2 separate regions of the Homo sapiens genome follow, and region 1 is linked to region 2. Evidence: chromatin loops called from intact Hi-C (ENCODE). Cell type or tissue: ovary. All regions are shown on one strand. Links, peaks and the distances in the headings refer to the core of each region. The heading gives the core; the rest is flanking DNA. Region 1 has its middle 30 kb from the start of LARGE1-AS2. Region 2 holds the start of LOC124905107 (a long non-coding RNA gene).

The links. A loop is a pair of places that touch in the nucleus more often than their neighbours do. Peaks named below come from ENCODE experiments on the same cell type or tissue, not always from the same donor. Only the 100,000 strongest peaks of a DNase experiment are listed, where the experiment ranks them.
Region 1: it touches region 2 in a loop (5-fold over the local background); 3 of 110 quality-filtered maps call a loop at or near these places.

Annotation. Positions count from the first base shown.
Region 1 is chr22:33,186,107-33,202,807 of GRCh38, forward strand. It overlaps a transcript of LARGE1 not described here. Among named protein-coding and RNA genes, the nearest start is that of LARGE1-AS2, 30 kb to the left of the region's middle. In ovary, for the core only: no CTCF peak of the experiment used is centred there; no DNase peak of the experiment used is centred there.
Region 2 is chr22:33,128,062-33,144,762 of GRCh38, forward strand. LOC124905107 (a long non-coding RNA gene) reads left to right here and starts at 6,496. Exons shown (of 2, transcript XR_007068072.1): 1 at 6,496-6,641. It also overlaps a transcript of LARGE1 not described here. In ovary, for the core only: no CTCF peak of the experiment used is centred there; no DNase peak of the experiment used is centred there.

The sequences.
Region 1 (16,701 bases), core at 4,302-12,301, 59 kb after region 2:
GAAAAAAATCAATCGCACACAAATCCAGAAAATAAGGAAGAAACAACATTTTCCAATTCATTTTATAATGCCAGAATAATACTGATACCAAAACTTGACCAAAACATAACAAGAAAATAATATATCAACAAATACTTTTCAGGAATATAGATGCAAAAAATCACCAAATGTTAGCAAATCAAATCCAGTGATACGTAAAAAAGGTGATAAATCATAACAAGGTTTATCTCATGAATGCAGGTTTGTCTTAACATTTGAGAAGTAGCTACTGCATTAACAGAATAAGGACAATCAATTATGTTGATTAATGTAGCAAAAGTATATGACACAATTCAGTACCCATTCATAATGTACCTCCCAGCGAAATAGGACTAGAAAGCTTCCACTACAATCTGAAAAAAAAGTCACATGCAAAAATCTTTGAGCTAACATAATTCTTAATGTTGAAACACTAAACACTTTCTCCTAAAGATTTGAAATTAATTAAGTATGACCACTCTTATTACTTCTACTCAGCATTCTACTGGGAGTCCTAGCCAGTGGAATAAAGTAAAAAATAAATAAATTAAAGCATAAGTATCAAAGAGAATGTGATTGTTTACATTGAAAATTCTAAGAAATCAAAAACAAAGTAAAGTAAAAATCTATTAGACTTAATATGTGAGTTTAGCAAGGTCACATGATATAACATCAAAATACATAAGTCAATTGTGTCTCTACATGTTAGCAGCATTGAGAAATAAAATTTTGAAAATTAATTCATAATATAGAGATGAAATATTTAGATATATAAATTTATGTATCTATATATTTTCTAAATGTTCAAAGCCATCAGTTCAGCAACATGGTGGGTTCATGAATTATGTATCCTGTCTCCATTAGTGTCAGAAATAGATGCATGCTTCTATGCTCAATTGATTTTTGAAAGGCACCAATGTGATTCAAAGTACAGCCACTATGAGAAATAGTATGGAGGTGCCTCAAAAACACTAAAATTAGAACTACCATATGATCCAGCAGTCCCACGACTGGGTATAAATTCAAAGGAAATGAAACCGATTTGTTGAGGAAGTATTTGGTCCTCCATGTTCATTGCAGCATCACTCACAGTAGTCAAGATATGGAATCAAACTACGTGCACATCAATGAATAAGCTCAATAAAGAAAATGTGGTATATGTACATAATGAATACTATCCAGCTTTTAAAAAGAAGGAAATCCTGTCATTTGTGACATGTACAAACTTGGAGAACATTATGTGAAGTGAAATAAGCCAGAAATAGAAAGACAAATACTGCATGATCTCACTTATATGTGGAATCTAAATAAGTTGAACTCATAGAAGCAGAGAGTAGAATTGTAGTTACCAGTGCTCAGGGATGGGAGTGAGGTGGGATGGGGTGGGGAAATGTTAGTAGAAGAATAGCAAATTTTAGTTACATAAGGGAAATAAGTTCAAGAGATCCATTGTACAACATGGTGACTATAATTAATAATGATGCACTGTAGTCTTAAGAATCACTAAGAGGAGGCCGGGCGCGATGGCTCACGCCTATAATCCCAGCACTTTGGGAGGCCGAGGCAGGCAGATCACGGGGTCAGGAGATTGAGACCATCCTGGCTAACACAGTGAAATCCTGTCTCTACGAAACAAAATACAAAAAAAAATTAGCCGGGCATGGTGGCGGGTGCCTGTAGTCCCAGCCACTCGGGAGGCTGAGGCAGAAGAATGGCGTAAACCCAGGAGGTGGAGTTTGCAGTGAGCTGAGATCGCACCACTGCACTCTCCTGGGCAACAGAGTGAGACTCCGTCTCAAAAAAAAAAAAAAAAAAAAAAAAAAAAAAAAAAAAAAATCACTAAGAGGATAGATTTCAAGTGTTCTCCCACAAAAAAATAGTGTGTGCGGTAATGTCTATATTAATTAGCTTGATTTAGCCATTCCACAACGTATGCATATTTCAAAACATCATATTGTATATAATAAACATACTCAACTTATATGCATCAATTAAAAATTTTTTCCAAAAAAGAAAATGTTTTTGCTGATAATAATTAAATAATAAATAAATAAATAAATACTCTTGTTCATAAGTCACCCATCCTATGGTATTTTGTTATAGCAATCCAGACAGACTAAGACACGAAATTAACGAGAAACTCTTACTGGACACTAATGGAGACAGGATGCATAATTCACGAACCCACCATGTTGCTGAGGCCCAATCTGCTCATTTTGAACCGGGTCAATTCTATCCCAACAAATAAGGAGGGGCAGGTACAACACAGGTCCATCATTAAGGGGAAATGGGATACAGAAGACTGAGCTCACACCGGGCCTGCTGCAAATGCTACTCAACAATAGGCAGCCTCTTGTGGCATCCAATAGAGGATGCATGACTCATATCATCCTCAAGCTGCTGGGCTGAGAGAACATTACAAAGAGTAGCTAAAGCAACAACTAAGGTGGGGGTCACTGCAGGGCACCTTCAATGGCTGAACAATGAGGTTGACTAAAGCCATCTGGACTCTAAATACAAGCACACAGCAGAAGGGAACCAGGCACTGAATCACTTGCTTAGATATAATGACAATTGGAGCTGGAGGAGTTGCCAGTCTCATTCTCATGGGAGTCCTATTGCCCACACTCATACTCTGAACTACCCTATATGATAGCTGGACCACTGCCAATTTGGATCTCATGTGAGGGGATCTGCCTGCTTTGAGTTTCTTGACTTCCAGGAAGGCACTTGCAGGAGGTTGTGGGACAAGGGCATCTCTCTATTGCCTGTCAGCAGTAACCTATAAAATAGGCGCAGTCATGGGCTATGTCAAGGTGGTCGCCAACATTGTCCACCCAATGGGCTTCAGTGATCGTGGACACAAGGTGTGGGCACTCTCAGCCAGGGTTGGGTGCCCAGTAAAGTTATGATCCCTGGGCAGAGCCAGAAAGACTAGGCAATACAGGCCAGTCAGGCAACCCCCATATTGATGGTTTAAGAGCATCTGAGATCCCAAGAGGTCCACAAAGCTGGAAAGAGTGGGAATATTAACCTTTCTTCTCATTTCTACAGTAGCCGTTGGTGTGCCTCACAGGACAACATCCTGATAAGAATTAGCACAGCCATGCCAAGAGGAGGCAAATGCATACAATGCTGGCTTTGTCGTCCCAGAATGAAGTCCCCCATGCTCCCATTGTAATGGCTTGGCCAGTACACAGTGACTTGGATTTTCCTCAAGACAAACAAACTCACTAAATTCCCTAGTCAAGGTGGTGATGGATGACTAAATCATCCTCAGTTATCTGATGGTGGAAAAATCTTGGACATTCTGCCTTTTTCTTTCTGAGTTTCTTGATTCACACACACACACACGCACATACACACACTCACGATACTCACTCTTTTTATTGCGCTGCTTTCTAGTTGAAAGAAGGGATAACCACATGACCTCTACTTCCCTAACTAGAGAAAGGATCTCCAAGATTAACAGATCTTTGTAAAATTTGTGAGTGGTTCCAATAATGAAGACTGCCACATGATTCCCCATATGGAGGTTGTAAGGATGGAGGACAAGCCCCATTGCTGCTGGCATGTGGGAAAGAGCATTGTGGAAATGGAGTGGTGAGATGGTCAGCTGGGAAGAGAGGGCACAGACTGTTCCATCAGTTTTCCACACATTCACAGAAGCAAGGAATATTCATCGCAATATGCCCCAGATCCAGAGTTAGGAGTCGAAGGTAAACAAGTATGAGGAGGTAACAGTATCGCAGGGAGAGGGCACAGCAAGGACAGCCAGGCTTGCTGCATCTAAGCTTTTGATACCAGAATTCACAAGAAGTTGTCCAAAGGGACAAAGGGCAACCCCAGGGAATAGCCAGGCTAGTTCATCTGTCTACACTACTGGGATTATCCATGCTCATACTTTTATGAGATAATTAATATTTAAAACTGACTTGAATTAGCAGTAAGCAATGAGAATAGATGTGTAGCTTGGTTAGTATTTTTCAGCTCTGCAGTGATAGCACTGTATAAACAAAACATTTTTTTTTTTAGCAGCAGCTCAATAGTGCTGGGGGGATTATGTAGAGAATTGGGAAAGTAAGATTTGCTCTTAATACCAGGTCTTCTTGGAGACTGGGAAGAGTACTGTTACTCCCCAGCCTTCTTAATTTCCATAGAGTACATAAAAAGAACAGAGTTTGAATATTTCCTTCTTCAGACTTTAATTCCTATGGCTTAGACTACAGCCAGACCACGTCCTCCTTCTCCAGCTGCAATACAGCTCCTTCTGCAGCTGCAATACCACTCCAGCTGCAATATGGCGGTTCCTGCTCATAGCCATCCTTGGCCACAGCATGTTTATTTCTCATATGGATGCCATTCCTCATAATACCCACATTTGCACAGCTCTGAAACAGCTCAAATTCAAAACCAAAGTGGTACACACTAGGGATGGTACAGGTGAATCCTTCACCAGAGAAATGGAAATGGAACTGAGTATTATAAAGGGCTTCCTTGAAGACAATGGGCTAGAAGGGCACTGGGAGGGGTCCGATCAGTTTCACCACAAATGCAGATCTTGGTGGGGATGAACGTTTTTCAATATCTCCTTCTACTGCTCTTGGTCTTTGTTCTCCATAGAAACCAGGGATTCCTAGACTCCAAAATAAGCAGAAGGTAGAAATAGTTGACTTTGAAATCATGCATTTTATACTCAATGCATTTCTCCCTTCACTGCTACTTTCTCTTTTCTAGTCAAGGCTCAACTTAAGCATCTTGTATCCTGGGAAATCTTTTTTTGCCTTTCCCATATTCGGTAAAACTCTCTCCTCTGCACCCTGGTAATAGCAGCACCTTGTGCTAAGTTTTATCACAGCCCTTAGCATTATGAATTGTAATTTTTCTTTTTAAACACCTGTTTCCTTGACTAGGCTGTGAGTCTGTGTTTTCTTCAATGTGGTATCTTAAGCACTCTCACAGTGTGTAGCATAGTTGACAGTTTATGTATGTTTGCTGAATGAATTATTGAATACATTCATAAGATGTTTTTTCAATATTATTTTACACAACTGCCCATAGGGTTTCATTACATAAAATAGAGAGTTAAAGATGAATATTGGGATATGATGATGGAAACAGATACAGTTATGTAAAAAGTACATTCTGCTACAACTAAAAAAGAATTTAAACAGCAGTTCCTAAATTTACTTATTATTAGAACCATTGACAGAGACAGTAAAAATAAAATCGCATCTTGGCTATTCTCTGGCTTTTCTGAATCAGAATCTCTGGAGCGGTGCGCCCAGGAACTAACATGTTTAATGAGGTCCCTGTTTAGCAAAGCCCATAGGTCAGTCTGATGCACAACCAGGTTCAAGAATCCCTGTGTTTGAAATAATGTCATTGGTTTTCAAAGGGGCTTCGTGGTGAGATCAGATAAATTTAGAACTAAAAGGAGACCTCAGATTCCTAGTCCGTGGTTTCACCCATAATACCACTCTGCCCCCAGAGTTACAGGTGCTGTTGAAATGTTGGCCAGTGGTGCTGGCAAGGTGAGCACAGACATGAGTGTAACTCTGTGAGTGCCACAACATAATCTACAGGGTTTCTAGAAGGGTCATGTAGGCATTGGTGAGTGGCCCTTTCAGCGTCCATGTTTCTTTGTCCAAAATACATTACAGGAACTAAAATATTTAAAATCATAAAAATTTAAAATTGAACAGAACCAACCATGGAAACATATTTCTTATGATGTGTTCACTAAGCACATTAATCATAGATTTTCCCCACTAGTGTATCAACACAGACTGAATCCTTAAACCTTTTAGAACTGGGCTCTTATATGACTTCAAGCATAATCAGAAATATTTTTCTGAAGATTCTTATATGAAAACTGAACATTAAGCATATCTAAATATACTTCTTATTTTCCAACCCTGGATTAAGGGTCAAACTAGAAATCTTTTCATTTTCTCTTCTGATTTTAAGAAAACTACCTTAAAAACTAATCTTAGTATCTATTGTTTATGAAAGGCAAGTGCAGTGACTACATAAAATTTTGTGGAAGAGTTTTACATATCATTAAGAGTATCATCAGTAAAAGGAATTATTATTTGCCCTTTTAGAGGTGAAGGAACTGAGACATCCGAAAGGTGTTTTGATGAATATCTCACTTGTGTGTTAACTCAACCCTCAAATCTCCTTGATGCTTTATTGGAACCACTGCCTATTAAAAGAACTTTCTTCATAATCACCATCCCAGGTGTGAGGTGGCATCTCACTGTGGCTTTGATTTGCATTTCCCAGATGATTAGTGATGCTGAGCATTTTTTTCACAAACCTGTTGGCCATTTGTGTGTCTTCGTTTGAGAAATGTCTTTTCAGTTCTTCTCCCCTTAAAAAAAAATCTGGTTGTTTACTTGCTATTGAATTGTATGAATTTCTTACATAGTTTGGATATAAACCTCTCATCAGATGTACAGTTAACAAATATTTTCTTCCATTCCATGGGTTGTCTCTTTGCCCTGTTAATTATTTCCTTTACTATGCATAAGCTTTTTAGTTTGATGAAACCCTATTTGTCTATTTTTGCTTTTGTGGCCTGTGCTTTTGGGGTCATATTCAAAAAATCTTTCCCCAGATTAATGTCAAGAGGCTTTTTCTCTGTTTTCTTCTAGTGGTTTTACGGTTTCAGGTCTTACATTTAAGACCTTAATTCATTCTGAGCTGATTTTTGTGTATGGGGTGAGATAAGAGTCCAATTACATTCTTCATGTGTGGATAATCAGTTTTCCCAACACCATTTATTGAAGAAATTGTACTTTCCTCAATGTGTGTTCTTGGTATCTTTGTCGAAGATCAATTAACTAATAAATTAACATTTTGAAGTTGCATTTTAATTTTTCCATTGTCCTACTTTTCATTTTATTTGTTTTTATTTTTCACATATAACTTTATTCTGATTCTGTTTATGATGTGTGTGTGTGTATGTGTATGTGTGTGTGTAATACTCTGGATGCAATGAGGAAAAAAGAATAAAGAGGGAGAGACTGAGAGAGAAGAGTGTGGGTAGACAAAGGAATGAAAAAAGTATAGTTTAGTTAATTTCTGGATATTTTAACCTAAATCACTAAGTACAACCCATTTTATTACTTTTTAAAAATATTATAATCAGTGAAAAAGCAAGAGAGTTTAAGGAACGAATGGGCAGGAAACCATTCAAAGAATATTGAGAAAAGCAAAAAGAGAGACAGTAAAGAAATCAAAGGAAGAAATGATAAAATAGGAACATCACAGCAAATCACATATGAGTAGAGTGATAAAGAAAGAAGCAGAGATAGATATAAGAAATCAGGAAGATAATCAGAATGCATTAATGTGCTATACAGTGCATTACACATCTGGTTAACATAATATGGATGTCGGCCGGGCACGGTGGCTCATGCCTGTAATCCCAGCACTTTGGGAGGTCAGGCATGAGGTGGGCAGATCACTTGAGGCCAGAAGTTCAAGACCAGCCTGGGCAACATAGTGAAACCCCATCTCTACTAAAAATATAAAAATCAGCTAGGTGTGGTGGTGCATGCCTGTAATCCCAGCTACTCAGGAGGCTGAAGCATGAGAATTGCTTGAACCCGGAAGGCAGAGGTTACAGTGAGCTGAGATCTTGCCATTGCACTCCAGCCTGGGTGACAGAGTGAGACTATAAAAAGTAATTTATATATATATGTGTTCATATGTTTTATATATATTGTTTTTATATATTATATATAATGTTTTATATATTATATATGTTTTATATATTATATATGTTATATATATTAAATATGTTATAGATTATGTTTTATATGTTATATATGTTTATATTTTATATATAATTTTACATATATATAAAAACATAGATGTCACATTATTAAAACAATATATTATTTAACAAAATATGATAAATTTTATACTGTCTGCATTATTCATGTCATAAATTTTTATACTTACTTTTTATAATTCACAGTTATTTACATAAAGACTAAAAGAGAATTGGCCCCAATTTGACTTCTTCTGTTTCAAAATCTATGGTATAGCTAAATGAAATATGTTTCTTTGTCCAAAGTTATGGTGAAATTGTTTCCTGGGGTTGTTATGGGCATAAATTAATTGCAGAAGAAAGTGCTTTGAAAAGAGTTCTAAACAAAGATAAATGGCTTATTTTATTGCAATCGTCCTTAACATATAAACTTACCTGAGACTTGCACGGCATGAACTCTTAGTCATTCCTCAGATATCCAGACTTAAGGACAGAAGGTCATTTGCCAAGTTTTTTTTAGCTGTCATTTTCCTATCCCATCAATTTGATTTTCAAGGTTTAGAGATGGAGAGTTTATTCAATTGATTAAATTTTGGATTTTAGTCTCTTCTGAGCCTAATGTCTGGGTTATATGAAATATTTTTAGTATAGATATTAAGAGAAGTTGACATTGAATGTTAAGAACTTCTGTCCATCCACTTCTTGCAGTCTCTACTAAGATTAAGGGTCAAAACTGGGCCTTGGAAGTAGACAAAGTTTGGTTTGTTGCTTCTTCTCTGGCCTCTTCTCAAGCCCCACCCTGCAGGCCACATTCTTGAGATGCCAGGGACACGGAATGATAGTGCTGGAAGACTCCTAAACTTCCATATTCCAACTGCGTAATCTTACAGAAAGGGGAATAGAGAGCCAGAGTGAAGGAGTGACTTTTGCCAGACCAGTCAGCATTACACCTAGGTTGATAGAAAGAGTGCTTCTCTTGACTCTCAGCCCAGAGTCTTAACCATCTGCTATTCCCCAAATCTCTAGACAACTCATTGCTCCGATATTTTAACTACCCTGTCAACACCCTAAAGTTGCCCAAGGTTTTTCAGCTTGCTAAGGGGATAATACATTAAAGGAATAAATTAACCAACTATTTATTTTTTAAAATCTGTGTTCAAGCATTTATCAGGAAGTGGTGTAGTATATGTGCCTGTATCAAGTTATTAGAACCGTCATATCTCAATCAAGATTTAAATTGGTTACTTTTAGTATAGAAAAATACCCTTCTTTCAAACAGATGCTCTTAAATATAATAACTATATATCTCCAAAAGGGGTAAGTTGACAACTCCATAATTAGAGTAAGACATTTGGGCATTCCTCACTCAGCAACTGGTAAAATGGTAAGCAGAGAAACGATCTGAACATTATGAACTATTCTGAACTAACTGGTATCTGTAGAAAACTCGACCCAATAATTGCAGAATACATATTAATTTTAAGATTTTATATTATATTTATCATTATTGGCTATATTTGGGGTCATAAAATAAGTTTTATTAAATTAAAAGATTGAAATTACCCAGAATACTTATCCGACATCAGCAGAATTAAATTAGACACAAGTAACAAAAGGGTAACTAAGAAAACCACAAATATTTGACATTAAATTATAGATTTACAATAATGTATGGGTCAAAGAAGAAATCAAAAAAGAAACCAGAAAACTGTTTGAATTAAATGAAAATGCAAATATATCAAAATCTAGATGATACAGCTAAGGCAATGCTTAAAGAAATATTTATGACACTCTACACTTCTATTAAAAAAGAAGTAGTGCCTAAAATTAATTTCTTTTTTCTTTTTTCTTTTTTTTTTTTTTTTGAGACGGAGTCTTGCTCTGTCGCCCAGGCTGGAGTGCAGTGGCGCGATCTCAGCTCACTGCAAGCTCTGCCTCCCGGGTTCACGCTATTCTCCTGCCTCAGCCTCCCAAGTAGCTGGGACTACAGGCGCCCGCCACCACGTCCCACTAATTTTGTTTTTGTATTTTTAGTAGAGACGGAGTTTCACCGTGTTAGCCAGGATGGTCTCGATCTCCTGACCTCGTGGTCCGCCCGTCTCAGCCTCCCAAAGTGCTGGGATTACAGGTGTGAGCCACCACACCTGGCCTAAAATTAATTTCTTAACATACCACCTTTATGAACCAGAAAAAGAAAAGCAGAGTAAACCCAAAGTAAATTAAAAAAAAAAAAAAGCGTAAGGATAAAAACCGGTATCAACAAACTGAAAAAGAGAGAAACAACGGAGAAAGATAAGAAAGCCAAAAATTGTATCTTTGAAGAGATCAATGAAATTGATAAATTTCTAGCTAAACTAGGCAATAGAAGACAAAAGAGTACATATAACATATAGGAAAGAAAGCAGAGTTATCACTAAAGATGCTGCAGACTTCAAAAGGGTATGAAGCAAATATCATGAACAACTTTATGGCATTCAATTTAGTAAGTTAAATGAAATGGGGAAATGTATTTTTAAAAGCAATTAGCTAAAACAATGCAAGATGAAACAGAAATTCTAAACAAACATATGTCTATTAAAAATAAAATTTGTAATTAAAAATTATTTTTATTAAGAAAACATTATGCCCAGATTGCTTCACTGATAAATTATATCAAACAGCAAATGAATAAGGAAATTCACCTTAAATAAAATTTTTCGCAAAATAGGGAAGAGGGAACAGTTACTTCATTCAACTTTGGGATCTCCATAACAATAAGAGTAAATACTAATAAGAATATTATAAATGAAAGAGCAAAAGGATGAGGAAGAGAGAGGGAGAGAGGAAACGAAGAATAAGGAGGAGGAATAAAAAAAGTAGAAAGAAGAAGAGGAGGAAAAGAGGGAGGAGGGTGAGAAAGGATGAAAAAAGAAGAGAAAAGAGAATTACAGGCCACTATGCCTCATGGCTTTACACTCAAAAGTCCTTAACTAGCAAAATGAACTACTCATGACTAGCATAATGTAAAAAAATACATACATACAACATACTAGCATAATGTGTAAAACTGATAATTCCCCATGATGTGGTTTTCCCAGAAATTCCATGTTAGATTAACATTTGAAAATTAATCAATTAATTCAATATATTAACAGAAAAAAAGCACTTTTGATTATTCAACAGATACAGAGAAAAACATTTGAGAAAATGCAAATACACTTTCATGGAAACAAAACTCAGAAAAATAGTAAGAGAAGGAATCTATTAAAGAAGAGCTACAAAAATCCCACTGCCAACATAATTAATGGTGAAATATTAAATATTTCCCACAAGAGTGGAAACAAAGCAAGGATACCTGCTCTTATAACTTGTATTCGATTTTGTATAAGAGGTTCCAGCAGTGCAGTAAGGCAAAGATACATAAAATAAAACAAAGAGCACAAATGTTTGAAAGGAAGGAAAACTGTCTTCATTTACAGAAAATGTGATTGTTTATATATAAAATTCAAATAAATTATAAAAATAATTACTAGAGTTAAAAAGTGAATTTATTAAATTTGCAGAATATAAGGTTAATAAAACTCAATTGTCTTATCTTCTAGAAATAAAAAAATGGTAAATGAAATTAAAAATTAATTTCATTTATACTAGCACCAAAAACATAAATGTAAATTTACTTAGGATTAATTTAATAAAAGAAGTATAATAGCCCTACTATAAATACAGAGTACTGTTGAGAGAACTTAAAGAAGTTCTAAATAAATGAAGATACATACAATATTTCTAAAATGGGAGTCTCAATTTTGTAAAGTTGTCAATTCTCCTCAAATGAATCTATATATTCAATGCACTCCCAATCAAAAGCCCAAAAGGCTTTTCAGAGGCACTGATAATCTAATCCTAAAATTGTTATGTAAATATAAAAGGCCTAGAATAGCAAAGCAATTAAAAAATAAGTGGTAGAACTGATATCAAAATTGACTATAACTCTATAGCAATCAAATCAGTATGGAATTGGTATATAAACAGACATATGGATCAATGCCACATAATAGAGTCCAGAAACAGACCCACTAAAATGTGGTCAAATGATCTTCAACAAAAGGCTGTGCAACAAAAAGAGAAAATTTTTATATCTATATAAAACATTGACATTGACCCTCAGCTCAAACCACATGTGCATACAAAAATTAGTTTGAAGCGGATCATAAACCTAAATGTAAAAGCAAAAATATGTAACCTCCAGAGCGGTGTGGTGGGTGGGGGGAACAGGAGAAAGACATTGATTAGGAAAATAATTTTTAAAAATATAACAAGTACAACGTATTAAGAGAAAAATACTAATGAATTGAATTGTATAAAGATTAAGAGTCTTTGCTCTTTGAAAGACATCTTTAAGGAAAGACACTTTTAAGACATCTGCAAGCTATGACATAAAATGTATATATATCTGAGACAGAGTCTCACTCTGCCACCTGGGCTGGAGTGCAGTATCATGATCATAGTTCGCTGCAGCCTCAAACTCCTCTTTTATTAAATTTTTATTTTCAGATATTTAGGGGGCACAAGTACTGATTTCCTACATGTGTATATTGCATAGTGGTGAAGTCTGGGCTGTTAGTGATTCACCAGAATTCTTAGAATTTTTAGAATATTCACCAGAATAGTGAATATTGTACCCAGTAGGTGATTTTTCAACCCTCACCTCCCTCCCACCCTCCAAACTTTTATAGTATATATATACACCGTGACACACACACACACACACACACACACACACACACACACACGTATCTAAAATACTATACTACATGGAATGTGAGATACATGTATATAGAACATTGTCTTCATCCAGTCCTCCGTAGATGGACACTTAGGTTAATTCCATACCTTTGCTATTGTGAATAGTGCTGTGATAAACACACTAGTGCCAGTCTCTTTTTGATATAATGATTTGTTTCCCTTTGGGTATATACCCAGTAGTGGGATTGCTGAATTGAATGATAGACTTTTAGTTCTTTGAAAAATTTCCATGCTGTTTTCCATAAAGGTCATACTAAGTTATATTCCCACCAACAGTGTATAAATATTCCCTTTTCTCCACATCTTTCCCAACATGTTGTTTTTTGACTTTCTGATAATAGCCATTCTGACTGGTGTGAGATGGTATCTCATTATCTCATTGTGGTTTTAATTTGCATTTATCTGATGATCGTGATGTTGAGCATTTTTTAATATATTTGTCAGCCGCTTGTATGTCTTCTTTTTAAAAATATCTCTTTGTGTCCTTTGCTTACTTTTTAATAGCGCTGTTTGAGGTTTTTTTTTTTCTTATGGAGTTGTTTGAGCTCCTTGTAGATTCTAGATATTAGTCCTTTGTTGGATGCATAGTTTGCAAATACTTTTTCCCTGCTGTAGGGTAACTGTTTACTTTGTTGATTGTTTATTTTGCTATGCAGAAGATTTTTAGTTTAATTAAGTCCCATTTATCTACTTTAGTCTTTGTTCCATTTGCTTTTGAGAACTTAGTCATAAATTATTTGCCTAGGCCAATGTTCAGAAGAGATTTTTCTAGCTTTTCTTCTAGAATTTTTATAGTTTCAGGTCTTACATTTAGGTTTTTAATGCATCTTGAGTTAATTTTTGTATATGGTGAGAGTTATGAGTCCAGTTTCTTTCTTCTCCATATGGCTATCCAATTTTCCCAGCACTATTTATTGAATAGGGTATTATTTCCTTAGCATATATATTTTTTGACTTTGTCAAAGAGCAATTGATTGTAAGTATATGGCTTTACTTCTTGGTTCTCTATTCTGTTCTGTTAATCTATGTGTCTAGTTTTATACCAGTACCATGCTGTTTTAGTTACTATAGCCTTGTAGTATAATTTGAAGTCAGCATATGAATTTTTGGAGGACACATTCAGTCCATAGTACGTGCCTGGTACGTGCAGACACTTTTTTTTTTTTTTCTTTTTTTTTGAGACGGAGTCTTACTCTGTCGCCCAGGCTGGAGGGCAGTGGCACAATCTCGGCTCACTGCAACCTCTGCCTCCCGGGTTCAAGCAATTCTCTGCTTCAGCCTCCTGAGTAGCTGGGATTACAGGCACCTGCCACCACACCTGGCTAATTTTTGTATTTTTAGTAGAGATGGGGTTTCACCATCTTGGCCAGGCTGATCTTGAACTCCTGACTTCGTGATCCACCCACCTCAGCCTCCCAAAGTGCTGGGTTTACAAGTGTGAGCCACTGCGCCCAGCCGACACTCTTTTAATTGCTAGGAAACGTCAATGAACAAAAGTGACGAAGATTCTTCCCCTTGTAAACTTTCATTCCAGCAGGGAGAGACAGATAAATATAGTAAATAAGTAAATTATATAGAACATAAAATACTATAAATCACAATGAGATATTACTTTACATCCATTATAGTGGTGATATCAAAGAGAAAATGACAAGTTGTGGCGAGGATGTGGAGAAGTCAAAACCCTCGTACGTCGCTGGTGGGAATGTAAAATGGGGCAGCCACTTTGGAAACTATTTTGGCAGTTCCTCAGAAAGTTCAGCAGGGAGTTACTATGTGATCCAGCAATTCCACTCCTAGGCATATACCCAAAAGATCGAAAACGTATGTCCACATAAAAACTTCTCAGAATTTATTCATAACAGCATTATTCATGTTAGTCAAAAAGGAGAAAAAACTGGAATGTTCATCCACTGATGAATGAATAAACAAAGTGTAATATATCCATACAACCTGGATATATCCTACAACCTGGATGAAATTTGAAGACATTATGCCAAGAAAGAAGGCAGGCACAAAATGCCACAGATGTTGTGATTCAACTTATATAAAATGTACAGAATAGTCAGATCCATAAAGACAGAAAGTAAATCAATGGTTTTCAGGAGCTGAGCAAAGGAAGCATTGGAGAGGGAGTGCTAGTGGGTTCAGGGATTCTTTGGGGGATGATGAAAATATTCTGGAATTAGACAGTGGTGATGATCATCACAGCTTTGTGAATATCCTAAAAAATCACTGAATGGTATACATCAAAGAGGTGATTTTTCTGGTATAAGAATTATCTCAATGTTTTTTAAAAGGTCATGGTTGCTATGAAATGAAAGAAAAATAGAATAGGGCCGGGTGCAGTGACTCATGCCTATAATTCCAGCACTTTGGGAGGCCGAGGCTGGGGGATCACTTGAGGTCAGGAGTTCGTGACCAGCCTGACCAACATGGTGAAATCCCATCTCTGCTAAAAATACAAAATTAACCTGGCATAGCAGTGCATGCCTGTAATCCCAGCTACTTGGGAGGCTGAGGCAGGAGAATCACTTGAACTTGGGAGGCAGAGGTTACAGTGAGCTGAGACTGTGCCATTGCACTCCAGTCTGGGCAACAAGAGCGAAACTCCATCTCAAAAAGAAAGAAAGAGAGAAAGAGAGAGAGAAAGAAAGAGAGAGAAAGAGAGAGAGAGGAAGGAAGGAAGAAAGAAAGGAAAGAAGGAGAGAAGGAAGAAAAAGAAGGAAGGAAGGAAGGAAAGAAGGAAGGAAGGAAGGGAGGAGAAAAGAAAACATAGAACAGGTAAGGGGTAACTGAAATGGATTGGGCAGACAGCTTGTAATTTTGAATAGGGTGGTCACAATTATTTTCACTGAGAAAAGGACATTCAAGCCAGAATTTGGAAAGGTATGGGAGACGGTCTGGTCATCATCTGGGAGAGGTACTCCAGAAAAAGCAGAGGGACAGGAGGGAATTTGGGAAACAAGAAAAGCCCAGTGTGGCCTGAGTAAAGAAAGAGAGTGGAGGGGGCTGAGGGTCAGAGAAGTGATAAGGGCCAGATCCTGTTGGGTCTTGTAGGTCATCATCAGAACTTAAGCTTTTACCATGAACGAAATGGAGATCCGCTGAAGCGTTTTGAGCAAGCAAGTAGCCTGATCCAAGTTACATTTAAAGAATCATTCTGGGCTGGGCTTGGTGGCTCATGCCTATAATCCCAGCACTTTGGGAGGCCGAGGTGGGTAGATCACGAGGTCAGGAGATCGAGACCATCCTGGCTAACACGGTGAAACCCCGTCTCTACTAAAAATACAAAAATTAGCTGGGCGTGGTGGCACACGCCTGTAGTCGCAGCTACTCGGGAGGCTGAGGCAGGAGGATCACTTGAACCAGGGAGGCGGAGGTTGCAGTGAGCTGAGATCACATCACGGCATGATAAAAAAAAAAAAAGAATCATTCTGGCTGCTGTGCTGAGAAACGTAACAATTGTTATTATATTAAGAGCTTAGGTCTGCTTTGACATGAAGCACTGGGACACTAGAACAGAGAAAGAGATACTCTCCCCACTCCCAACTTTAGAAACTGGCCCCTAACAGGTGAATATGATCCACCGTTTCTGTACTGTGAGCAGAGTCTGTGCCACATTCAGCAAGAGTGGCAGGTCTCCTTGACCTCAGTGCTTCCCGGGGTGGACAGACTACGGCCACCTTATCTTTTTACACGAGAACTGTCCTTCCTCTCTCAGGCATGAAACCATAGGCCAGCTTGGCCATCTTAATCAAAGGGAACTTGAAGCCATTCATTTCATTCATTTTATTTCAAGAAGACATGAAATTATGTTTTATGCCAGGCCAATAAAGGATGACACATAATTTCCTTGGGCTTACAATATTTCTGCCTTTGGAAAGGTGTCTGAGAACTAAATAACCTGAAGTTTACTGTCTAGTACAGTGCAGATTGACAGTAGCTGCTCAATAAAGCATAGTGCCATTCTTCCTCTTTCTCATTCACCTTGACTTCCCCAAGGTCTTCATTTTCAGAGATGGCAACTGATACCTAGAAACCCCACGAAGTTCTACAGTGTTTACATCAATCCCTCAAATCTGGTTGAACCCAAGAGCCAGAGACCTGCTGATTTT
Region 2 (16,701 bases), core at 3,277-11,276:
AGAAAAACCTTTTTTAAATTATTTTTCTTTATTCTTTCCTTTTAAAAATAATTGCTAGCTTTGATGAGGCTGCAGAGAAATAGGAATGCTTTTACACTGCTGGTGGGAATGTAAATTAGTTCAACATTGTGGAAGACAGTGTGGAGATGTGCCAAGGAAATCCCTTTGACACAGCAATCCCATTGCTGGGTATATACCCAAAGGAATAGAAATCATTTTATTATAAAGATACATGCGTGGGTATGTTCCTTGTAGCACTATTCACAATAACAAAGACATAGAATCAACCCAAATGCTCATCAGTGATAGACTGGATAAAGAAAATGTGGTAGGCCAGATGCAGTGGCTCATGCCTGTAATCCCAGCACTTTGGGAGGCCGAGGCAGGCGGATCACCTGAGGTCAGGAGTTCGAAACCAGACTGGCCAACATGGTGAAACCACGTCTCTATTAAAAATACAAAAATTAGCCAGGCATGGTGGCAGGCACCTGTAATCCCAGCTACTCAAGAGGCTGAGGCAGGAGAATCTCTTGAACCCAGAAGTGGAGGGTGCAGTGAGCCGAGATTATGCCATTGCACTCCAGCCTGGGGGACAAGAGTGAGACTTCGTCTCAAAAACAAAAAAAAAAAAAAAAAGAAAAAGAAAAAGAAAAGAAAAGAAAAGAAAGTGCGGTACATATACACCATGGAATACTATGCAGCCATAAAGAGGAATGAGATCATGTGCTTTGCAGGGACATGGATGGAGGTGAAAGCCATTAACCTCAGCAAACTAGTGCAGGAACAGAAAACCAAACACCACATGTTCTCACTTACAAGTGGGAGCTGAACAATGAGAACACATGGATACAGAGAGGGGAACAACAATGGGGAGAGTCAGGGGAGGGAGAACATCAGGAAAAATAGCTAATGTGTGCTGGGCTTAATAACTAGCTGATGGGTTGATAGGTGCAGCAAATCACCATGGCACACGTTTACCTATGTAGCAAGCCTGCATATCCTGCACATGTACCCCGGAAATTAAAATAAAAATTTAAAAATTGCTTGCTTTTAATTGATATTTTCTATTTGGTGAGTCATAACCTCAAAACACTACACATTCTATTATTCCATTTATGTAACCTAAGAAAATGATCAAATTTAGTGATGGAAAACAGATCAAAGATTGAAAGGAATTAGGGATGGAGAGGTGACATTACAAAGGGGTAGCATGAGGGAGTTTCTTTGGGATGAAGAATCAGGTTTTTATCTTAATTGTAGTTGTGGTTACATGCATGTATACTCTGATGCATTTTCATAGAATACTCAAAAAAAGAAACAAAAGCAAAATACAAAAGGATATGAAAACTGGTGAAATTGCAATAAGGTTTTATACCTTATTATTATACCAAGGTCAATCCCACGGTTTTGATCACTGTATTAGAGTAATGTAAAGCACGTTGTGCACATGTACCCTAAAACTTAAAGTATAATAAAAAATATATATATACGCACGTATTAAAAAAATAAAAGTCATCGGTGTTAGTCCGTTCTCACACTGCTATGAAGAAATGCCCGAGACTGGGTAATTTATAAAGGAAAGAGGTTTAATTGACTCACAGTTCTTCATGGCTGGGAGGCCTCAAGAAACTTACAATCATGGTGGAAGGCAAAGGAGAAGCAGGCACCTTCTTGACAGGGCAGCAGGATGGATTGAGTGCAGGCAGAGGAAGTGCCAGACACTTAAAACCGTCAGATCTCATGAGACTCGCTATCACGAGAACAGCATGGGGCAAACGGCCCCCGTGATCCAATTACCTCCACCTGGTCCAACCTTTGACACGTGGGGATTAAGGGAATTACAATTCAAGATAAGATTTTGGGTGGGGACACACACAGCCGAACCGTATCATCATCGTGGGAAGTTAAGTTAAAAGCGTATGTGAGCTCTATTATTTTTGCAACTTCTATTTCATTCTAAAACTATTTTAGGGCCAGGTACAGTGGCTCACGCCTGTAATCCCAGCACTTTGGGAGGCCAAGGCGGGCGGATCACAAGGTCAGGAGATCGAGACCATACTGGCTAACACGGTGAAACCCCGTCTCTACTAAAAATACAAAAAATTAGCCGGGCGTGGTGGTGGGCGCCTGTAGTCCCAGCTACTCTGGAGGCTGAGGCAGGAAAATGGCGTGAACCCGGGAGGCAGAGCTTGCAGTGAGCCGAGACAGCGCCACTGCACTCCAGCCTGGGCGAAAGAGTGAGATTCCGTCTCAAAAAAAAAAAAAAAAAAAAAAAAAAAATTAGCAGGCATGGTGGTGCATTCCTGTAGTCCCAGCTACTCGGGAGGCTGAGGCTCAAAAATCACTTCAATCCAGGAGGAGGAGGTTGCAGTGAGCCGAGATTGCACCACTGCACTCCAGCCTGGGTGACAGAGCAAGACACTGTCTAATAATAATAATGTCTTTTAAAAATTCTAAGTCCACTTGCTAAGAGGCCATGCAATGGGCATACTCCAGGCTATCTGTGCAAATCGGTTTCAGAAAAACAAATGCCACTTGCCCAATTGCCTTCTAGTTAAACAATAATGAGGCCACTAGCCCCAGGTCAGGAGAGATCAGAAAAGTAAATACTCAGCGAAATCAAAGTGTTGAACTATTCACCTCAACACCTTGACCCTCAGCAAGTGAGACAAGAACGGGACAGGTGAGAAAGCAACCATCGAGGCCAGGTGTGGTGGCTCACGCTTGTAATCCCAGCACTTTGGGAGGCCGAGGCAGGCAGATTACGAGGTCAGGAGATAGAGACCACGGTGAAACCCCGTCTCTACTGAACATACAAAAAATTAGCCGGGCGTGGTGGCAGTCGCCTGTAGTCCCAGCTACTCGGAGAGGCTGAGGCAGGAGAATGGCGTGAACCCGGGAGGCGGAGCTTGCAGTGAGCAGAGCTCGCGCCAATGCACTCCAGCCTGGGCGACAGAGCAAGACTCCGTCTCAAAAAAAAAAAAAAAAAAAAAAAAAAAAGTAACTATCGAAAAACTTCATCTGTAAGTCATGATGCTTCAGGAAAGTGAAAGAGACCTTCCTATGAGATTTGCAAGTGGGTGTACTGTTTAAGGACTAGAATAATTAAATACATCTCTTATATCAGAACTGCTTTCCCTTCTTTTAACCTGCTATTATAGCCCAAGGTAAGGAACCGTGTAAAACCTACAAAGTTTCTACTTTTGTCCCCATCCCTCTCTGTCCCTGAGTCTGTTCTCTCTCTCTCTCTCAGTGTGCCACTGTGATTCTGTGTTTGACTGTTTTTCCTTTTTTAATGGCCCTTTTCTGCCTTCCTTTATCCCTATTCCCAGATGTTCTCTCATGTCTCATTGCCTATTCTCTCCCTAGCCTCCTGTATTAGTCTGTTCTCACGCTGCTAATAGAGACATACCCGAGACTGAGTCATTTATAAAGGAAAGGGGTTTAATGGACTCACAGTTCCACATGGCTGGGGAGGCCTCACAATCATGGTCGAAGGCAAAGGAGAAGCAAAGACACCTCTTAAATGGTGGCAGGCAAGAGAGCATGTGCAAGGGAACTGTCCTTCATAAAACCATCAGATCTGTGAGACGTAATCACTATCACGAGAAAAGTATGGGAAAGACCCACCCCCAAGATTCAATTACCTCCCACTGGGTTCCTCCCATGACACATGGGAATTATGGGAGCTACAATTCAAGATGAGATTTGGGTGGAGACACAGCCAAACCGTATCACCTCTGTATTAGTCCATTTTCATGCTGCTGATAAAGACATACCTGAGACTAGGCAATTTACAAAAGAAAGAGGCTTAATTGGACTCACGGTTCCATATAACTGGGGAGGCTTCACAATCATGGCAGAAGGCAAGGAGGAGAAAGTCACATCTTACATGGATGTGCAGAAAAACTCCCGTTTTTAAAACCATCAGATCTCATAAGACTCAGTCACTATCACGAGAACAGCCCAGGAAAGACCCACCCCTATGATTCAATCACCTTCCACCAGGTTCCTCCCATGACACATGGGAATTGTTGGAGTTACAACTAAAGATGAGATTTGGGTGGAGACACAGCCAAACCATATCAACCTTCATAACTATTTATTTGTGTATTTACTTATTTATTTATTTATTTTTTTGAGACAGGATCTCACTCTGTCACCCAGGCTGGATTGCAGTGGCACAATCACAGCTTATTGCAGCCTCGACCTTTCTGGCGCAAGGGATCCTCCCCCCTCAGCCTCCCAAGTGGCTGGGGCTACAGGCGTGCACCACCATGCCTCGCTAATTTTTGTGTTTTTTGTAGAGACGGGGTTTCACCATGTTGCCAGGCTGGTCTGGAACTCCTGGGCTCAAGAAATTCTCCCACCTAGGCTTCCCAAAGTGCTGGAATTACAGGCATGAGCCACTGCTTCTGGCCTCCATAACTATTTAAATATAATGTTGAATTAAAAGTCATTATTAGTATTTTTGTACTTAAAAATTTAATTTGGAAGCTCAAGTTTTTATGAAGCAAAAGAGTTTTTACTTTTGATTTATCAGCCTAATAACTCCTCATGTATGATAGAACACACAGCACTTAAATTAAAATTTATTACAGGGAGTCTGGTTGTCTAAGATTTTTTCTGGCCTTTCAGCAACCACAGATTCTTTGGTCCTTCTTTGATGTGTCCACCCTCCTCAAGTAGCAAATCATTTGCTTCTTTTATTCCTCCTTGATTCTCACCACATCACTTCCAGACTGCCCTGGGAAAACGAAATTCTTCATCTATTATCGTGCATGTAACATACACTTTTAAGACGATAATTTATTGTTTCCCGTCTTATACTTTCTTTTTTAGGCTCTGGTTATTGTGTCCTGGGACATTTAGGGCAAGGTAGGAAGCAGAAGCTTCTTTAAAGGTATTTCCCCTATTGGTTTTTATTTCTAAAAGACTAAGGCCATTGAAGAAATTAGGCCTCCTTTATTTCTTCCTGGAGAGAGATGAAACAGTTTTTCCTTTGAGGAAGATGTTGAAGAAGGGATTGTTCATATAGTAAAAAAATATTTCAGGAGATTATGGAGAAAATTTACTGGGTCCTGTAGGAAGAAGAAACAATTACCTGTGCCAGGGCACTTATTTTTATTTTTTTAATACTTTAAGTTCTGGGGTATATGTGCAGAACGTGCAGTTTTGTTGCATAGGTATACACGTGCCATGGTAGTTTGCTGCACCCATCAACCCGTCATCTACATTAGGTATTTCTCCTAATGTTATCCCTCCCCTAGTCCCCTGCCCCTGACAGGCCCCAGTGTGTGATGTTCCCCTCCCTGTGTCCATGTGTTCTCATTGTTCAACTCCCACTTATGAGTGAGAACATGCAGTTTTTGGTTTTCTGATCTTGTGACAGTTTCCTGAGAATGATGGTTTCCAGCTTTATCCATGTCCCTGCAAGGGACATGAACTCATCCTTTTTAATGACTGCATAGTATTCCATGGTGTATATGTGCCACATTTTCTTAATCCAGTCTATCATTGATGGGCATTTGGGTTGGTTCCAACTCTTTGCTGTTGTGAATAGTACCGCAATAAACATATGTGTGCATGTGTCTTTATCGTAGAATGATTTATAATCCTTTGGGTATATACCCACTAATGGGATTGCTGGGTCAAATGGTATTTCTAGTTCTAGATCCTTGAGGAATCACCACACTGTCTTTCACAATGGTTGAACTAATTTACACTCCCACCAACAGTGTAAAAGCATTCCTATTTTTCCACAACCTCTCTCTCCAGCATCTGTTGTTTCTGAGCCAGGGCACTTATAAAGAGAATGTGTGCTGGGTTAAAGATGACTTCTCACTTTAAGCCTTCAATATATTATTTTTCATAGTGATCATAAAGCATTTAATAATTCAATAAGCATATTTAAGAAAAAACCATGTTCAGGGAGATTAAATAAATACAAAAATTTGCAGTACAATGAAAATCAAAGACAATCACTCCTTCAACTAAGTCAGTCCTACACTAGGATGAGTGCTGTGATGAAGGAACCAAAGGAACTAGAGAGGTTCAGGAAAGTTAACTTCCCCGTAAACCAGCAAACCAAATTTGAAACTTGATGCATTTATTTCTAAAGTCAATGAATGATCTTGTGCCAGTACAGGCTGTAAGTCTACCCATGTCATAGTCTGCACTCACAAAGAACTCCCTTTTTTTTTTTTTTTTTTTTTGAGACAGAGTCTTGCTCTGTCGCCCAGGCTTGAGTGCAGTGGTGCAATCTCTGCTCACTGCAAGCTCCGCCTCCCGGGTTCACGCCATTCTCCTGCCTCAGCCTCCCGAGTAGCTGGGACTACAAGCGCCCGCCACCACGCCTGGCTAATTTTTGTATTTTTAGTAGAGACGGGATTTCACCGTGTTAGCTAGGATGATATCAATCTCCTGAGCTTGTGATCCGCCCGCCTCGGCCTCCCAAAGTGCTGGGATTACAGGCGTGAGCCACAGCGCCCGGCCAAGAACTCCTTTTTATTTCCACATTCTATGTTTTAGGATAGTGGTCATACCTGTCTTAATAACGGCAGTCATTGAGCATGTAGAAGTTGCTGGACCTCCAGCACACCCCAGGCCCCCAGAAGAAGTGGGGCCTCCTGGTGCACCAGGTAAGAAGTCTATTTCTTTTGCTTTAAAATGCCCCTCTCCTTTTCTCCTTTTGTTTGGGAATGTCATCCTTCTCCTAGGCTCAGAATCTTGGAAAACTGATCATTGTAGAGTGATCATCAGCCTGAATCATAGATCCAGTGGAAAAAAATGAAACTTCCTGGACCCAGATTTCTTTTATATGTGAAGAGTCAGATTCATAGGTGGAGGCAGATTTATGGTAGGGGCTGTGAAGCAGTTACCACTTGTGATCAAAGAGTGCTGGGGCTGGGTCATCTGCCTGGTTTAGAGCCAGGAAAGAAAGGCAGCAAAAACTTTAGCAGGAAAACAGCCCCAGGAGAAGAGCAGGATTGAACCATATTAACTGGGCAAATAACAGATTATCCTTGGGTTGGCTCTCAGTGAGCACATGGGTGTAGTAGAAGGATTCATCTTAGACACTACCCACTGTAGAACAGGCCTGCAGAAGTCATTTCCTTTCCAGGTTGGCTCAGGAGTGGATGGGACTTGATGCCCCTCTGCCTGTAGCTGAGTAAGGCTGGGTTGGATGAGAGTTTCAGGGAAGTCCACACATTGTGCAAAGTTTCCCTTGCTTCTAATAGAATAGTCACTGGATATCCAGGTGTTGTCCTGCCTTGGGTTCAAGAGGCTATCGGTTTGGTGACTTCCAGTCTCATTTATCTCAAAGATAAAAGACCGAGATCCTTGGATTCAAAATCTCCAGGAAAAACAATATCATTAAATACATTTTAGATTAATTGAAGTTAGGGGAAAATAAACAACATTCCATAAATTTGTTGCTACATTTTTCTAAACCTTCATCATGAGCACAAAGCCTAATCTAAAAGTGAGAAGCCGACCGGACACAGTGGCTCATGCCTGTAATCCCAGCACTTTGGGAGACGGAGGTGGGTGGATCACTTGAGTTCAGGAGTTTGAGACCAGCCTGGCCAACATGGCAAAACCCTGTCTCTACTAAAAATACAAAAATTAGCCGGGCACGGTGGCACATGCCTGTAGTCCCAGCTACTTGGGAGGCTGAGGCAGAAGAATTGCATGAACCTGGGAGGCAGAGGTTGCAGTGAGCTGAAATTGCTCTACCGCACTCCAGCCTGGGCAACAGAGCAAGACTCCATCTCAAAAAATAAAAATAAAACAAAATAAAATAAAATAAAATAAAAGTGAGAAGCCAACAGAAATAAAATAATAGTTTATATTCATTTAGAACTATTGTTTCCCTGACACTGTGGTAAGTACTTTTATTGGATTGTCTCTTTCCTATCTTCTTGAAGTTTCATAATAGTCCTATGAGAATATATGATTGTTTCCTCCTCCTCTATTGTGTGGTCAAAGAAACAGAGACTCAGAGAATTTAAGTAATTGGACTAGGTGCTGGATAATAGGACAATAGGACAGAAGGACAGAATGTGGTTTGCTCTCTTTATAAACCAAAAGTTCATATTCTTAAAAATGATGCTATGCCAACTGTATTAGTCTGTTTTCATGCTGCTGATAAAGACATACCCAAGACTGGGTAATTTATAAAGAAAAAGAGGTTTAGCAGACTCACGGTTCCACATGGCTGGGGAGGCCTCACAATTATGGTAGAAGGTGAAAGGCACATCTTACATGGCAGCAGACAAGAGAGAATGAGAACCAAGTGAAAGGGGTTTCCTCTTATAAAACCATCAGATCTTGTGAGACTTATTCACTACCATGAGAACAGTATGGGAGAAACCACCCCCATGATTATTAATTCCCACCAGGTCCCTCCCACAACATGTGGGAATTATGGGAGCTACAATTCAAGATGAGATTTGGGTGGGGCCACAGCCAAACCATATCACCAACAAAGCAATATTTTTTTTACAATTAACCTAAAACAGATTGATAGTGTTGAATTGACACCCTAATCATTGCTTGGGATGTTAAGGGCAAAACAGGAAACACCTGAGCAAGCATGGGGGATTTAATATAAATCCTGGGAACTTGGGAAGGCAATACAAAGCCTTAAGATGCAATTAGTTTCATGACCATTTAGGTCCAGAAATAGCCATGGTTGAAGTCAAGGATAATGAAGCTTGGGACATGTGATCCAGGGAAAGCTAAGTATATGGATCAAGGCAGGGTGGGAAATAAAGGAGTGGGTATTACCTTCCAAGGTGGGTTGTTTTGAGGGCTCTGTTAGGGGAGGAGAAAACTGAAGCTGATATTAGAACCACAAATATTAAGGTAAAAAAAAAAATAAACTGGAGATCTATATGTCTCAAAGAGAGCTTGTGAAGTTCCATAGCCATGAAATGAATGACTAAATGTGCCCACTGAGTTGTCAGCTTCTCGTTGGTTGTTTCTCATTTTTTCTGGAATGTCCTGGTGCCCCAGGTTTACCACAATATACAGGAGAAATAAGTGAAATGACAAAATGCCCCTGTCCTGATATAGAAAGGTCAGCCTTTACTGTGAAGCTCAGTGGAAAACTTCCTCTTCCTTTCAAGCCCATCATCTTCACAGGGGTCCTGTACAATGCCCAGAGGGATTTAAAGGAGGCCATGGGAGTCTTTGCTTGCAGGGTGCCTGGGAATTACTACTCCAGCTTTGATGTTGAGCTGCATCATTGCAAGGTGAATATTTGGCTAATGAGGAAGCAAATTTTGGCTAATAAGGAAGAAATTTCTAAGCAGCAAAGCATTCAAGAGGTGACTTGGGTGCTGTTAAAGGCATTCAGTTTCATAAGGGAGGCAGAGCATAAGAGTTCAGAAAATTTGCACCCTGACAATGTGATAAAAAAGAAAAACCCATTTTCTGAGGGGAAATTCAAGCTGGCTGCAGAAATTTGCATATGTAATGAGGAGCTGAATGTTAATCCTCAAGACAATGGGGAAAATATCTCCTGGACATGTCAGAGGTCTTCACAGCAGTCCATCAAATCACTGGCCTGGAGGCCTAGGAGAAAATGGTTTTGTGGGACAGGCCCAGGGTCCCTGTGCTGTGTGCAGCCTAGAGACTTGGTGCCCTGTGTCCCAGTTAATTCAGCTGTGGCTTCAGAGGGTGCAAGCCCCAAGCCTTGGCAGCTTCCAAGTGGTGTTGAGCCTGTGGGTGCAAAGAAGTCAAGAATTGAGGTTTGGGAACCTCCAATCAGATTTCAGAAGATATATGGAAACCCCTGGATGCCCAGGCAGAAGTTTGCTGTAGGGGTGGGGTCCTCATGGAGAACCTCTGCAAGGGTAGTACAAAAGGGAAATGTTGGGTGGGAGCCCCCACACAGAGTCCCCAGTGGGGCTCCATCTAGTAGAGCTGTGAGAAGAAGTCCACCATCCTCCAGACTCCAGAAGGGTAGATCCACTGACAGCTTGCAGCATGTGCCTGAAAAATCCACAGACACTCAGTGCCAGCCTGTGAAAGCAGCAGGGATGGAGTCTGTACCCTACAAAACCGTAGTGGCAGAGCTGACCAAGACCGTGGGAATCTACCTCTTGCATTGTCATGACCTGGACGTGAGACATGGAGTCAAAAGAGATCATTTTGGAGCTTTAAGATTTGACTGCCCCACTGGATTTCGGACTTATATGGGGCCCGTACCCCTTTGTTTTGGCCAATTTTTTCCATTTGGAACTGCCGTATTTACCCAATGCCTGTACCTCCATTGTATGTAGGAAGTAACTAACTTGCTTTTGATTTTACAGGCTGATAGGCATAAGGGACTTGCCTTGTCTCGGATGAGACTTTGGACTGAGGACTTTTATTTTTTCATTTTTTTTTTTGAGACAGAGTCTCACTCTGTCATCCAGGCTGGAGGGCAGTGGGGCAATCTCAGCTCACTGCAACCTCCACCTGCTAGGTTCAAGTGATCCTCCTGCCTCAGCCTCCCAAGTAGCTGAGATTACAGGCATGTGCCACCACGCCTGGCTATTATTTGTATTTTTAGTAGAGACAGGGTTTCACCATGTTGGCCAGGCTGGTCTCAAACTCCTGACCTCAGGTGATCTGCCCACCTCGGCCTCCGAAACTGCTGGGATTGCAGGCACGAGCCACCACACCTGGCCAGGACTGTGGACTTTTGAGTTAATGCTGAAATGAGTTGAGACTTTGGGGGATGGTTTGGAAGGCATGAATTGGTTTTGAAACGTGAGGACATGAAGTTTGGGAGGGGCCAGGGGTGGAATGATATGATTTGGCTGTGTCCCCACCCAAATCTCATCTTGAATTCCCATGTGTCATGGGAGGGACACAATGGGAGGTAATTGAATCATGAAGGCAGGTCTTTCCCATGCTGTTCTCGTGATAGTGAATAAGTCTCACAAGATCTGATGGTTTCAAAAAATGGGAGAGTCCCTGCACAAGTTCTCTCTTTGCCTGATGCCATCCATGTAAGACATGACATGCTCCTCCTTGCCTTCCACCGTGATTGTGAGGCTTCCCCAGCCACGTGGAACTGTAAGTCCAATTAAACCCTTTTCCTTTATAAATTACCCAGTCTTGGGTATGTCTTTATCAGCAGTGTGAAAACAGACTAATACAGGTGGTATCTCATTGTGCTTTTAATTTGCATTTCCCTGATAATCAGTGATGTTGAGCATTTTTCCATGTGCTTGTTGGCCATTTGTATATGAATTCTCTATTCATATCCTTTGCCCACTTTTTGATGGGAGCATTTGTTTTTTTCTTGCTGATTTGTCTACTCCCTACTCTCTTTCCTCTCCTTCTGTTGCTTCCTTTACACATTTGTCAGTTCAGTTAATGGGGTCCTTCATTTCTCTCAGACTGTTTATTTTCCCTCATTCTTTTTTTCCTTCTTAGGATCACAAAACTTTTCATTTTCCTTTAAGTTTGCTGATTCTTTCTTCTGACAATTCAAATTTACTCTTATACCCCTCTAGTAAATTTTCTATTTCAGTTCTTTGCTGTACTTTTTAACTCCAAAACTTTCATTTTCTTTTTTATTTTATAATTTATATCTCTTTATGTGCTATTCTCTATCTGGTAAACTAGCTAGCCTATGGTTTAGCTTGCTATTCTCATGGAAATACAAGCCTCTTCTTAATTGCTTACCACCAAAATCTACATTGCCTTTAAGGGAACCCTTAGGCTTGACTTTCCCCATGCTCTTTTCCAAAGCAAGTTAGCTCCTTTGGGGAAAGAAATGACCTTTGTTTGTGGTCATTGCCTTTCTCTCCCCACTTGCAAATAATCTCTGGGCCATTTCTTCAGAGCTAGTGGGTGCAGAGGTGGTCTGATTCTTTTGGAGTGACACTCTTGCTTTATGATCAGGAAACTGGGCTGGAGGGCTGCCTCTGGTCTCCTTGGCTTGCTTCTCCAGTAATGGAACCTCTGCCCTATGAATGAGTTGGGTGGGAGAGGTTAGAGCCCCATTATTCTCAGCCTGCTGTGTCTGGGATAGAGCTTCCTATGAGTAAGGGCTTGGTGGAAGAACTCTGGGCTGCCCTCTCCTGGAATTCAGCCTCTGGAACATGGATCTGGGAGGGGGTTGCAGGTGGTGGGAAATGCTGGCAGCCTCCCCCTTCTGGGAAGATGCTGTGGTCCTCAACTGGGAGCTGGGGGAAGAAAGACCAGTCTAAGTGGCTCTACCCACCCAGAGCAGTGCTCCATCATACAGAACAGTGGGTGCAGTGGGGAGAAAAGGGGATGAATTGTAGCTCAAGTGCTACAGTCTCTTGTTCTTACTGAGATTTAGTAGATGTGATGGTTAATATTGAGTGTCAACTTGATCGAAGGATACAAAGTATTGTTCCTGTGTGTATCTGTGAGGGTGTTGCCAAAGGAGATAAACATTTGAGTCAGTGGACTGGGAGAGGCAGACCTACCCTCAATCTGGTGTCCTCTAATCAGCTGCCAGCATGGCTAGAATACAGCAGGAAGAAGTTGAAGGGATTTGAATTGCTGAGTCTTCTGGCTTTCATCTCTCTCCCATGCTGGATGCTTCCTGCTCTCGAACATCAGACTCCAAGTTCTTCAGCTTTTGGACTCTTGGACTTACACCAGTGGTTTGCCAGGGGCTCTCAGGCCTTCAGCCACAGACTGAAGGCTGTACTATTGGCTTCCCTACTTTTGAGGTTTTGGGACTCAGACTGGCTTCCTTGCTCCTCAGCTTGCAGACGGCCTATTGTGGGACTTCACCTTGTGATTGTATGAGTCAATATTCCTTAATAAACTCCCTTTCATATATACATCTACCCTATTAGTCCTGTCCCTCTAGAGATACAGAAGATTTTCTTGAAAAAAATATTTCTTTACTTACTACATGCCCTTAGGACAATTTAAAGATACTTTACATTAAAAAGAAAATATTTTTAACAATTATGGTTGCTGGTGAAGGAGTCATTAAAGCTCTTCATGCCGCCATCCTGGAGATCGTCTTTGCCCACAAATATTAACAAGTAGAACATAATATCTACTGAAATCTATGGAAAAAATTATTTACACTCTGAAAGGGGTCAAGTTATTCTCAGAATCTCTCTCTCTCTCTCTCTCTCTCTCACACACACACACACACACACACACACACCACTTTGAAATTCACATAATCTATCTTCCTTATATGACAAAAAAGAATAGCTCTAAAAACTGGCCTTAAAGATGCATATGAAGGGTTTGACAAACTTCAATGTTCCTTGTAGAACTTGTAGAAGTTACATATCACTGAGAAGTGTTAGTGTTTGAAGAAAAATATGGAAAATATGAAGACGAAGTATATGACCTACATTTTATCTGCTGCATTCATGAAGCACTCAAAATTTATGGCAAAATAATTTTTTTGTTTTTAAATATTTCTTGCCTTTTTATAGTTACAGTTATATACGTATAAAATACATATAATTTATATCTATATTATACTTATATGTATGGATATAATTTTCTCATCCAAAGGACAATTTTTAGAGTAAAAGGGACAGTAGTTATAATGCTCCCAATACAATATGAAATGGTATTGGCATGATGTACATAAACTGAGGTTGTTCCAAGCCATTTAAGACAAGCACCCACTCTACATACAATATGAAGTGAATTGTGAAGGCACCAGGTATGCTTTTGGTATATGTAAGATTAGTTTCTTGAACATATTTCTAATAGCTGTTTCAAGTTTTGTCTGCTAAATCTAATACCTGGGCCTCTTTAAAGACTATTTCTACTGACTACTTTTACTCCCTGCAAAAGGGTCACACTTTCCTGTTTCTTTACATATTCTACATTTTTTATATTTGAATATCATTACTAGTAGATTGTAACAATTTTGGATTCAGATGTCACCAATTTATTCCATACTCTGCTGCCATTGATGTCTCTTACAGCTCAAAATTACTGCTTACTTAACAACAAAACAAAACAAAACAAGACTTTTTTTTATACCCTAAGCCTGGCTTTCTGGGATTGTCACAGGGTCAGGATAGGTTAGTGGTCAGCCAATGATTGATCAGAGCTTGTGCTTAAACAAAGATCAGGCAATGTTCAGCTCTGTCTGCCTTTACTTTCTGTGTTTGCAGCCTTCCTAGTTAGCCAGGGACAATTGGCTTTGTGCTGCTCCTTCTGGTCTTTTCCTGAGCTTGAAAGAAGCCTGTGCATGTGAACAACCTTCCAGACCACAATGGATAAATATGATCTTATCAAAACCCTTGTTGGCTCTCGCATTCCCCCAAACCCCTTGTTAAATTTCTCGTGGGTCTATTGCTTGCTCCAGCTAGTATGAAGAGCTCAGACTAGCTGTGACATTGGCCTTCCCTGATCATTTGCTCCTTAAAACACTGTTGTTTTTGGCAGTGCCCTTGGGCATATTTCCCTCTTACTGCTGAAAATAAAGTCAGTAACCTCTGCTGCCAGTCCTCTCTGCCTGCCACACACTGATAGAACTTCTACACTCCAGAGCTGGGAGTTAAATAAGAGTAACCCCAAGGAAGAAACCACAGGCTGTCCTTCCTGAGATTCAGTGGACAGTTTTGAATAAATACTCAGTTTTTGGTATGCATTGGTCATTTTCCAAAGTTTTTAATGTTTGTTTTTGGCTATTTTGCCCAGTTTTATTATTGACTTTTGAGAGGATTGCCAAGCTCATCACTCAACGATTTTCAAAGGCTCACCCTCAATTAATTCAATTTTGATTAACTTGGGTTTACCTTGGCAAGCACAGAGCCTGGCTGGCACATGTGAGGATGTCAGTAGAAGGATTATTATAGCAAAGCAGAAAGTTATCAGAACATATGGAGAGCAAGGGAGAGAGAGAGACATTCGAGGAAAATGTTTGGGCTCTAAATTAGGAGGAAAATCTGTAGTGTCCTACATTTAACCCTGATTTGAACAACTAAGCCACTTCCTCTACCTGGCATCATTTTTTCAGCCTATGAAATTATGGATTTAGATGACAGGAAATGAGACATATTCCTTCTCTCATGTCTCTGGAATAGTCAGAGATGGGTTCACAAGGTGATACTGATGAAATGACCAAGAGAAAGGGAAGAGCCAAAACAAAGTTGATTGGCATAAGAGGCCCAGGCTTGACTATGAAAATTGGAGGTGGCTGGCTATCAAAGGTTGGTGAACATAAGTGTTTCAGTTTGAATGTCAATGGGTCAACTTTCCTTAATATATTTGAGATTTAGCTATTCTGGTTAAAAAAATAACCCCAACTTCAGCCTCATGAGACCAAAAAATCAAATATTGAAAGAAATCAATGTATTAAACCATTCATCACAATGTTTCAAAAATCAAGCAGATATATCAGTAATAGGACAGGTAAGAAGATGGTCACCAAAAGAGCTTCAATGCCCAGAGAGAGAGGAAAAGCTCTTTCCATGAGCGTTGCAGGTAAGTTTTCTTATTAGTATCTATCATAATAAAATTAACCCATTGCATGAGTACAGAGCACTTTCTAAAGCACTTTCTTTTCCCTGCATGTGATTTTTTTTTCATTAGAACAACTCTGGAAGACAATTACCCATAATTCTGGCCAAAAAGAAAGACACCTGCTCAACCTTGCCAATTGGATATTGCAAATAGAAGAGATTAGAAAGAGTAGAAGCCAAATCTAGCGACCAAGACTCTTGCCTTCCATATAGAATTAATATCAAATCATTCACATTAAATCAGGATCATTAGTACATAAACAAGAGTATGAATAACAAAATCCATTATACTGACTTTCAATTAAATCTTAAAATTTAAAATGAAGATGCTCATAGTCATAGTAAACCAATAACATACTACATTGCTCTATATGTTAAAATTTTCTTAATGTCTTAACTCTTCTTGGTATCTGTTTCTGTTTCTGCCTTTCTTTATCTTGATTTAATTCCCAGATGTATTTTGTTTGACTATCCGTATGTTTACTCTTTATTTTCTTTGATTCTGTTTTCTATTTACTATCTCTCTTGTCCTATGTCTGTTTCAATATACTGTTTATTATCTTTCAACTTTTCTTTTATAACTTCACTTCGATTTTAAAAGAGTATCACTTGAGTTGAAATTAGGGCCTGATTTCATGCCCAAAAAAGTGATTGATGGCTTGTTTCAATTTGAAGGCATGTTCTAAAAGTTATGGTTACTGACTAATACCACTTAGAACACTCTACTTTCAAGGTGTAATTGATCATGTTGAAGTTAATTGTGTTTCCCAAGACAAAATTTTATAGTTTTTAATCATAAGATTAATAATTCTATAGTTGTTGCATAGAATTAATTCTATAGTTGTTGCATATATTGACAACTACAGAATTATTGATTCTATAGTTGTTGCATATATTGAGTTATATATATATATATATACACACATATATAGTTGTTGCATATATGTTGAGGTTGATTATTGGAGGCAAATAACAGATTCAGTGCTGTCAAGAATCTAATAGTGCTGCAAAGGGTTTAATATAAGAAGTGCATTCATAGAAGTGAGAATGATGCAACCATACTGTTATTGGCTTGACATCTCAGAGTGAAATGAAAGCCACATAACTAAATAAAAATGCCAAAGGTGGTGGAAAAGAGTAGCTGGCTAATTCAGTGTTTGGTATTAATTCATTCACCACCCAAGAAGTATTCATCATACATCTTTTATGT